2 separate regions of the Homo sapiens genome follow, and region 1 is linked to region 2. Evidence: chromatin loops called from intact Hi-C (ENCODE). Cell type or tissue: ascending aorta. All regions are shown on one strand.

Region 1 (5,000 bases), 160 kb after region 2:
TCCTAAGATGTTACTTGGGGATGTGTTTAGTAAAACAAGAATGATTCAGAATAATTTTACTGTAGAAATTGATGATTGAGATATCAAAAACACTTTGAGAACAATTATGGGGAGCAGTTAAGATGGATTGGCTTCCATTAGAAAATTGTCTCTTGCTTCTTTAGGGAGCTGACCTAACCTAAAATCATTTCTCCAGAGCAAGACTGGAAGAGGAAACTTTAGAGGTTGTTATGTCAGTAATAGCATTCAAACTATCAGTTGTGTCACCTGACCTTCCCCCTAGAATTCTAGGTGGAGAAGATTGAGGAAGCAATGAGAAGAATTACACAAGGAAGAATCTGTTTGAAAAACCACTCTATTCTGTCATTCTGTTAATTCAAAAAATATTTTTGAGCACATACTGTATACTAATCCTTGCATACGGTACAAGGGAATTCAGAAAACAATAAAACAAAGTCTCTGCTTTCAAGGTACTCACAATCTTTCAGGCAAGTTTGGTTCCCATAAGCCAAACACCATGCAAAGTTATACTGATAAAATCAAGGTAGGTCTAAGAGAAAGGAGGCGAGAGGAGGAGAAATTAATTCTGTGTAGTGAAAGGAAGAGGTATTCTGGAATCCTCAAAACTTTCAGAAAGGCCTGAGTTTCTAGATAAAGTTGCAGCTGAATCTGGCATCCTTTGGTTTTCATCAGTTTCCTTTTTTGCTTAAGCCCGTTTGTGTTTTCTGTCACTTGCAAACAAAGTTCTCTAACTGAAGGAATTCTATGCTAAACAGAAGGAGAAAGAGAGTTAGTCAAAGAACTTCTAGTGAAAAAACAGCAAGTAGGAGAAGTAAGTCCAAAGAAGCAGGAAGGAACTACCTAGAAAGCCAACTAAGACAGCCTCCTGTGAGAAAGGAAGGTGCATGGAATTCACAAACAGACTCTAAGTCAGAAAAAGCAGCAAGGACTGGAAAAGAATTCACACAGGTCACAGTGGAGTGTGTTAAGGTGATGCTGAAACTGGAAAATAAACTCATGAGAATAGAATGAGAGTCTTACTGGTGTGGGGGATGGGGTGGAGCCCAATTACAGATAGTCACAGTGCTCATTGAATGTATAATGTAAACATACTTGGAAATAATTTAGTAATTTGTTACAGCAAATGAGATGTTAGAATGAAAGTGTGGTTATGGTTGATATGCTTGTACTCTAAATAGAATCGATTTATGGTTAATAGAATGATTCGTGTGAGCAATATCGCTGGCTCGTTCTCCTACAATGTGTGTCAGTAGACAAGGAACAATAGCCTAACTTTCCAGCACTTCTGTATTTTAGAAGTAACAAGTGGCAAGCCTCACTCTCTTGCCCCATATATATATGAGGGAATGAGCAAGGAATTTCACTTCCTTGCACTCATGTCTGAGAGAAGAGATGGAATGATGGGCCGAGATTAATACGATGATATTTATTTAGTGTAAATATAAAACCCTGAGTTTCAGGTAAAAATGCAAAACAAATAAGGACAGATGCAGGGAGATTCTCTGAAAGAGACCTTGAGTATTTAGCGAACCACAATTCAAAATTGAATTGTCTGTGGGGACATGACAGGAAAAGGCATTTGTGGTGGGTTCTGACTGCAAGAGAGGCTGAGGAAGAGGAGAATGAATGACTTAGCTAGATGGATAAATTGGCTTCAGGTCACGGGGATCATGAATGCCTAGCTCAGCGTTTTCCCATCAATCCTGTGGACAAAAGAGAAATGAAGAAAAAGCATTGAGAATGCAAGGCCACGAAAGAAATGAAAGTGGCAAATTCGAGCCTCTTGGGTTACGTGAAAATGCCTAAAAGCGAGCTAACTTCTGAAAGCAGCCCTGCTTGAAAAGCCTCAGCTATCTGGGGGCCCCGCCCGGCCGTCAGTAAGCTCCACCCCTCGCCAGACTCCGCCCCCAAGCCCGAAGAGTCTGGGAGCTGCCCCAATCCCGAGGCCCGGTTTAGCCTAACTCCACCCCCGGCCGTCATGCCTCGCCTCTCTGTTTCCGTGGAGACGCTCTCGGCGTCCCCTGTCTCCGCTCCGGCGGAGCCAGGCTTCGGAATCACTGAGAGAGGAGGGGGCAGCGCCAACGCCCAGCACCTGCCGCCGGTGGGGGACTGACTTCGGCGGAACGGAAAACTGGAGTTGTTTCCCTGGGCCAGTGCACCGAGGTTCGTGACGGCAGGGGCGAGGTTGGGACCGGACTTCCTCAGCTCCTTGGAGAGGCAGGCTGTTCTTCAGGCAGCCCCTTCCCTGACCCCTACAGCCAGCCCTTCCTCCATCAGTCTTTCTCAAGCTTCCTCAGTCCAGGCCCTCGCCACTTACCTCAATAAACGAATTGAAAGAGAAGTAGGGAAAGGCGCCAGTTCCTCTTGCTCCCCAGTTCACCTGACCCTCTGAGGGGAGTGAAAAACTAGGCATAGGATAAGTCCTTTAGTCCTGTTGAGAACTAGGTGGGAACAGAAAGGGAACTGAGATGCTCTCCGTTTTTGGCAAAGATAACTGTATCTCGTAAATTTGAGAGAACAAATGGTTATCCCTAATGTCACATTTGTATTGAAATACATCAATACATATACATATTTCAGATGTTTTGGCATTTCACTGATTTAGTGATTAGTTTCTCTCATAGGATCTATACTTGGGGATTTTCTTTAAAAGTTCATCTAAACTTAGATGGTAGGAAGTATTTGTTGTAAGAGTGAATCTTATTCCATGACTTGGAGCGGGGAGAGGAGTTACACTACTGAATGATTTTAAATTTTTCTTCTTTGCTATTATTCTTTGCTTCCTGATTTTCAGGCTGAAGTCTATAAGCCTGGAGAGACCATCAGCAGTAATCTGCAAATGTAAGTCACGTGAAATATGGCTTGCCTTCAAACTCATTTCCTGCTTGATTTTGTGATTTAGCCATCAATGTCAGCTGGTAGGAAATGTGTGTTTTCTATTTATTTTACTAAACAACCTATCTACCCATGAGAGAGTGCCAGAAGTGTCCAAAAATTATGATACCGAGAATAAACATTATTACTGACTCTTTATAAACTTAATTATGTTTTTTTTTTTACTTAGGGAGCATAATTAGTGATATTTCTTCTGTAGTTTTCATTAAACTTTCATAGTAAAAGAGCTTGGATAATATGAAAAGTTTTAATTCTTATGAATGATTTTTAGTAAAATCCTACTTGTTTTGAACTCGTGATGATGTATAATAAACTTGCTTACTGTGGTTTACTGGCTTTATTTCTCTAATCTCAGTTTTTACTCCAAAGTGACTGAACCCTGCAGACACTGGTCAGCCTCAGACATAGTCATTCTCCAAGTAGCCTCCATTTACATAGTAGTAGGTCTCCCTCCTTTGTGTTTCCTGATAAAGGCATCTCTGGGGATAGAGGGCAGGAGAGTTACTCTTTGAAGAATTTTACTTGGGGGCCAAAAATTTAAGCTCACACCATGGGACACATTCAGCCTGACCTAGCACTCTCAAACCTTTCATCCTGTATTTCTCCATTTTCATTTGTCTTTGCATGTGGGGGCCAAACTTAGAGATTGTAGCTGTGATACAAGAGCCAACCAGCAGATCAAAGAGTACACCAAATTTCTTCTGAATACCAACAGTGGAATGGCTTCAGGCGGCCTTTTGATCTTTGTCTCAGCACCCGATGATGCCACACTGTAGCACTGCCCACTTGCTAGCACTGGCGGAGGTTCCTGTGGGTCCTCCTAACAGGCTGATTCAGCCTGAGCTCCTGGGGCTAAGCTCATTTGGTAGCAGCCAAAGAGGTATCTTTCATTCTTCTTCTTTCTTACTCACCTGAACCTGAGCAATTTCCCTTCCTGCAGCCACACCATCTTGTGTGTTTTCCCCTGAGATGTTGATCTGGGAGAACCCTAAGGAGGTGCCATAACTAGTGGTGATATGCTCCATTTATGCTACAGGCCTGGGTCAGTCACCTCATAGCACTAGTCCCATTCTTCATTGTTGAGTCTAAATTGGAGCTCACATGGGAACTGAGAATGCTGTCTGACCAACACCAGGAAAATGATGCAACTCATATTAACAAAGACCAAAAGGCTTTCTTTACAGGTATTTAATTTAATGGAAGTACTGCAAACCCTGCTTGAACTTGTAAGGCATAAAAGATGGCAATTACTTAGATAAGAAACTAATTTGTTACAGGACCCCTTTAAATATTTGCTGCATTCAAAATATTAACTCTGTCATAAAATTCAGATCACACATTATCTGTTGTGTAAAACAAAATACCTTATGTGGCCACGTATTGATTCTGAGAAACAAAATTCACTTTCCCGATGGGCATAGGTAAGGTAGGATGTGGGGTTCAGAAACAAAGAGAAAGCCTGTTCAACTTCCATCCTGACTCTAAGCTTAAACTGTCCAACATAGATTGATTGAGGGATATTTTTTCCAACATGCTTTTTTTTTTCCACTTTATCATTCAGCTCTGATAACTTTTTTTCCACTTTATCATTCAGCTCTGACCACCCCCCATTCAGAGTTTGTGCCTTGAGGCTTGCCAGCAGGGCTTGCAGTACTTACATTAAACTAAATTTAAGAGTAAAGGTGCTCCTGCTGCTAATGTTCTCAGATCAGAGGAGAGCAAAATGAAGGAACTGGCAGCTGAAACTTTAATGGTAGGAAACGTTGACTCAGAATTTTGAAAAAAAAAAAAAAAAAAAAAAAAAAAAGCACAGTTGATCTGTATGACAAAGAAGACATATCCCTCTCCATGTATGTCATTTGCATTTGGTTTCTATTCCATGCTTACATTTTCTAACAAAAATCATCGAACTCAAGTAAACATCAAAAAGGATAAATTTTATATAACATGCTGGTATGCCAACTTTGGTGGGGAGTTATACGCACCTGGATGAGCTATCTTGGCTGGATCAGCACCTCTGGGGGCTGCTCTCTTTTATCTGTCTACAAATAGCTGGATGTTCTTAGTATTCAAGGAAATTGCAA
Region 2 (5,000 bases):
TTAGGATTTCCTTGGCTATTTGGGCTCTTTTTTAGTTCCATATGAATTTTAAAGTAGTTTTTTCTAGTTCTGTGAAGAATGGTATTGGTAGTTTGACAGGAATAGCATTGCATCTATAAGTTGTTTTGGATAGTATGGCCATTTTAATGATATTGATTCTTCCTATCCATGAGCATGAAATGTTTTTCCATTTGTTTGTGTCATCTCTGATTTCTTTGAGCAGTGGTTTGTGATTCTCATTGTAGAGATCTTTCACCTGGTTGGCTGTATTCCTATGTATTTTATTATGTTTGTGGCAATTGTGAATGGAATTGCATTCCGGATTTGGCTCTCAGCTTAGCTATTGTTGGTGTATAGGGATGTTAGTGACTTTTGTATTTTGATTTTGTATCCTGAGACTTTGCTGAAGTTGTTTATCAGCTGAAGGAGCCTTTGGGCCAGGGCTATGGGGTTTTCTAGATATAGAATCATGTCATCTGTAAACAACAATAGTTTGACTTCCTCTCTTCCTATTTGGATGTCCTTTATTTCTTTCTCTCGCCTTACTGCTCTGGCCAGGACTTCCAATACTATGTTGAATAGGAGTGGTGAGAGAGAGCATTCTTGTCTTGTGCTGATTTTCAAGGGGAATGCTTCTAGCTTGCTCATTCAGTATGATGTTGGCTGTAGGTTTGTCATAGATGGTTTTTATTATTTTGAGGTATGTTACTTCAATACCTAGTTTGTTGAGAGTTTTTATCATAAAGGGTGTTGAATTTTATCAAAAGCCTTTTCTGCATCTATTAAGATAATTATGTGGTTTTTGTCTTTAGTTCTGTTTATGTGATGAATCACATTTATTGATTTGCATAATCCCTGCATCTCAGGGATAAAGCCTACTTGATCATGGTGGATTAGTTTTTCTATGTGATTCTAGATTCAGTGTGCCAGTATTTTGTTGAGGATTTTTGCATTGATGTTCATCAAGGATATTGGCCTGAAGCTTTCTTTATTTGTTGTGTCTCTGCCAGGTGAGGTATTTCTAATAACCAAGATTCTTTGAAATTTCAAGAGGAAAGACTGGCAGTTTGTGGAGTTTACCTAAGGGAATCCTTGCCTAACTCTCCCCCTACCAGGAGAATGTTAGAAGGAGAGAAAAATGAGAGAGGCTGGGTGAGACATACATGTCCCCATTTTTCCTCTTTCTGGTCAGGAGCCAAGGGAGGAGAGGTGTTGGGTCGAAGGATGAGAAAAATTTGCCCAGTTTGGAACCCTGTAAGGAGCTTCTGTATAGAGTGACCACCTCAACATGGGATGGTGGAGGGGGCAGGATGGTCGCAGCTGAGCACTGAGTAGCAGAACAGGATTGAGCAGAAGAAGGGCCAGGTTTAGCTTTCCCAGGTATTTTTGACACCTCTGGGATGTGAATGGAACTCAAACAAGCCCACAGGCCTCCAAGGAGAGCCAGTAAATGGGCCAGGGATCTGTAAAAGGAGAAGGGTAAGGGATGCCCTCACAGCTGAGTGCACAGCCTAGGCCAAGGGCAGAGGGAAGAGGAGGGGCAGACTCTGACAGGCTGCAGCACTTCCTCATGGCAAACCCAAGCCTGGAACATGAGGAGGCTCCACAGAATCCCACACATGAAGCCAGGAAACGCAGCAGCCTTTCAGTAACAGATGTCAGCAGGAAGCCCAGAGATGGACTCGTCACAATTTAGTGTTTAAATCCAGCCTGAACAAGTCACTGTGCCTAAGGGGCCAATGAGGGTCCAGAGGATACCTCTTGTCTCCTCTGTCACCATCTGATCATATAAGCCACACTCTTTGCTGATAAAGCCAGAGATGATCTAGAGTGACATTTAAGAGACTGAACTTGACCTCATTCATGACCTCAGAGATGGAGCATTTACCAAAGGGATATTTTAAATTATTGAGTCAGACTATATTAAGTTTTTTTCCCTTTCATTATCCATCAGGTAGAGGCTTATGAGAAAGATAGACTCAATTATAAGGAGGAAGTGGAAATCTGTACTTTCTTTACACATATTTATAGTGTGAATAAATTTGTGATTTTCTATGCTATTATTAACCAAGGGTTTACACCCAGGATCTAGACATGACACGCTGGTAGTGCTTTTTGATGAGAGATGGTTTTGACATTACATATTATAGTGGCTTCATTCACAATGTCAAGCCTAACTCACACTTGTGTTTGGCATTTATCTCATTAACAAACAAAATTAGCCCAGTAATTTTCACTGGCAAATTAAGAGACCATGGGACTTTTGTAGGAAAACAGGGTGTCAATTTTAAAATATTACTTTTAGGTAAGTTGCACTTGAATCTCATAAAATTTACCTTTCGCCCTGATTTGATATGATCAAATAATATTTGGTTATTTGATAGTATTAATACATGGCAATTTTTAAAACATCGCTCCTAACCAGTTTTAGAATTTCCTCTCACTCATCTTTTAAGGAAAATAGTTCTGTGATTTGTTCATGGCCAATGTTAAAGGGTCAGGTAGCACTATAGATTAAGGGAGGCAGAAAATTTACAGAGAAAAAACTATTTCCATTGTTATGAATTTAATGTTGGAAAAAACAATTTCCATAGTTATGAATTCAATGTAGCTCCGCGCCCCCCACCCACCAAATCAAATGCCTATGGCTCACACGGTTTTCACGTGTGTTCTACATTTCTCGTTGAGTCACAGACGGGAGCAGTGAACCCTGAGGAAACTCAGTACACATTCTAAGGACAGTCACGCCAGAAGCTTGCCTCCCCAGGCTTCATGCAGCCCCAGTGAGTCAGGCAGAACTTTCCCAGCAAAGCAGCCTGTGTGTCACAGTGGACCAAGGCGAGCTCCTGCTGTTATAAATAGATTCTTAGTGGGACTGGGAAGGGCATGGAGACACCAGAAAATATAGCAGTTCTGGGTGGGGTGGCAGACTGAGGACAGAAAGTGGTAACAGACTATGATGCAAGTTAAATTGATGCCAGAACCTAGGCTTCTGCTATTAACAGTGTTTCCTTTCTCAGAAGGGACTAACTGGGCAGTTCTTTGGCTCCAACTGACTTCTACCCCCCTTGCTAAATCATTTGATTTCTGCTGGCTCGCACCCTCTTTGCTTCTTCCTGGCAAGCTCTTGGGCTGATTTCCAATCGCTTCCCCTTGTGGGTACCCTTTTCCAGGGTTACTTGAGGTCGTGCAGTTGTTTTGTTTCTTCACAGACTTTTAGGCAAAGTTATTCCACATGGCTCTTTAAAGGCCACCCAAACTACAAATTTCTTAAAAATATATGTGCATATACATGGGGAAAAATCATAAATTTGAGTAAAAATGTTCATTATAAAACAAAGCTAAAAAAAAAAAGCCAGTGGCCCCCACACCAAATCTGAATAGACTACATGGTCCAAATTTTGTATTATAACCTTATAGGAATAGATTATGTTTACATTACTATACAAATGCATAGACAAAACTACAATAGCAATATAAAACCTGGAAGGAAATATAAGAAAATATTTATAGGAATCTACCTCATGTAGTACAATTATAAATTATTTTTATGGTTTTCATTATAATTTTCTTCACTTTCAAATTTCTATAATGGTATATATAAGTTTTATAGTAAAAACTATTTAAAAACCACCAGTTGTTTTTTTTTGTTTCCATTTTTACATCAGCTAGTACATACAGTTTTCTAAAACAGCAATAGCTGTGTGCAGCTGGTGGTATATGGTGGGTGGGGTGGGTGTAATATAGGAAGAGGAATGTAGAAAAGAACAGTATGTTCAGAAGAAATGAATTGAGGCTCTTGCTTTAGACATAAAGTATTTTACACAAATTGCCCAAGACTTCTCATTTACAGTCGGTCACAAGCTATAGTGAATATTGGCTGGGTTTTGGCAATGCTGAATGCAATTTTGCCTTTCTTTTCTTTCCTTTTCTTTCTTTTCTTTTCTTTCTTTCTTTTTCTTTTCTTTTTTTTTCTTTTTTTCTTTTTCTTTTTTTTTTTTTGAGATAGAGTGTCGCTCTGTCACCCAGGCTGGAGTGCAATGGCACGATCTCGGCTCACCACAACTTCTGCCTCCCGGGTTCAAGTGATTCTCCTGCCTGAGCCTCCTAAGTAGCTAGGATTACAGGTGTCCACCACCACACCTGGCTAATTTTTTTATTTTTAGTAGAGATGGGGTTTCGTCATGTTGGCCAGGCTGGTCTCAAACTCCTGACCTCAAGTGATCTGCCCTCCTCGGCCTCCCAAAGTGCTGGGATTACAGCCGTGAGCCACTGAGCCTGGCCAATTTTGCCTTTCTAACAACAATTTTCTTTTCAGAAATTAGTTCTCACCCAGTCTAGTTTAACTGTTATCAGGAGCCCCATACTTACTTAGACTGGGGACAGATACACAACCCAAGTCTAGTTATTGAAATGTTCTTTTTGCTGTGAATTTGAACTATGAATAGAGAGACAAAAGAACTGAAAAACTGATTGTAACTCCATTAGGTCCTGGCAGCACCTTGTCATTCCCGCTACCTTGTCCAGGGCCTGCCTTGCTATGTGCCTGTTCCCAAGTCTAACTAAATTCCCTGCTGCTTAAGTTAATCAGAATCAGTTTCTTTTGCTCATGCCTGTGTCATACAGTTATTTTTACAGCTTGACTGGGGCATCTCCATGCTGACCTCCATGAATGCCTGGATGCTTTGCTTTGACACTTGGCCAATTTAAGGTCAGTGGGCTAACTAACCAACTAATCAGTGATTTGCAATGCACTGTTTACAGTCCAGAAGTCCCCTGGCGAAACCCAGGGCCAGAATGTTTGTTGATAGCTTTCACCTGGTGTGACCAGTTGCCTGTCTTGGCTAACAAAGGGGTGAGGGGTTTGGGGAGACTGCTGTCTAGAGGTTTTGAGAAGCCAAGTTCATATCACAAGTCTTGGTTATTTAATCTGGAGAGCAAGCACCTCCTCACACAAATCAGAAGAAACACAGTGCCTGGAGATGTCTCAGATTCCCAGT

What was found. A loop is a pair of places that touch in the nucleus more often than their neighbours do. Peaks named below come from ENCODE experiments on the same cell type or tissue, not always from the same donor. Only the 100,000 strongest peaks of a DNase experiment are listed, where the experiment ranks them.
Region 1: a loop joins it to region 2, with 2.1 times the contacts of the local background. A loop is called at or near these places in 6 of 110 quality-filtered maps.

Annotation. Positions count from the first base shown.
Region 1 is chr4:146,942,893-146,947,892 of GRCh38, reverse strand. It overlaps TTC29 (tetratricopeptide repeat domain 29), which reads left to right and starts at 2,029. Exons shown (of 13, transcript NM_031956.4): 1 at 2,029-2,184; 2 at 2,816-2,862. It overlaps TTC29-AS1 (TTC29 antisense RNA 1), which reads right to left. Exons shown (of 7, transcript NR_188447.1): 2 at 4,902-5,000; 3 at 2,339-2,462. RefSeq lists a silencer at 1,897-2,036. In ascending aorta, no CTCF peak of the experiment used is centred here; a DNase peak (open chromatin) is centred at 1,962; H3K4me3 peaks cover 1,267 bases.
Region 2 is chr4:147,101,572-147,106,571 of GRCh38, reverse strand. No RefSeq gene overlaps it. Among named protein-coding and RNA genes, the nearest start is that of TTC29, 160 kb to the right of the region's middle. In ascending aorta, no CTCF peak of the experiment used is centred here; a DNase peak (open chromatin) is centred at 2,811; H3K27ac peaks cover 1,295 bases.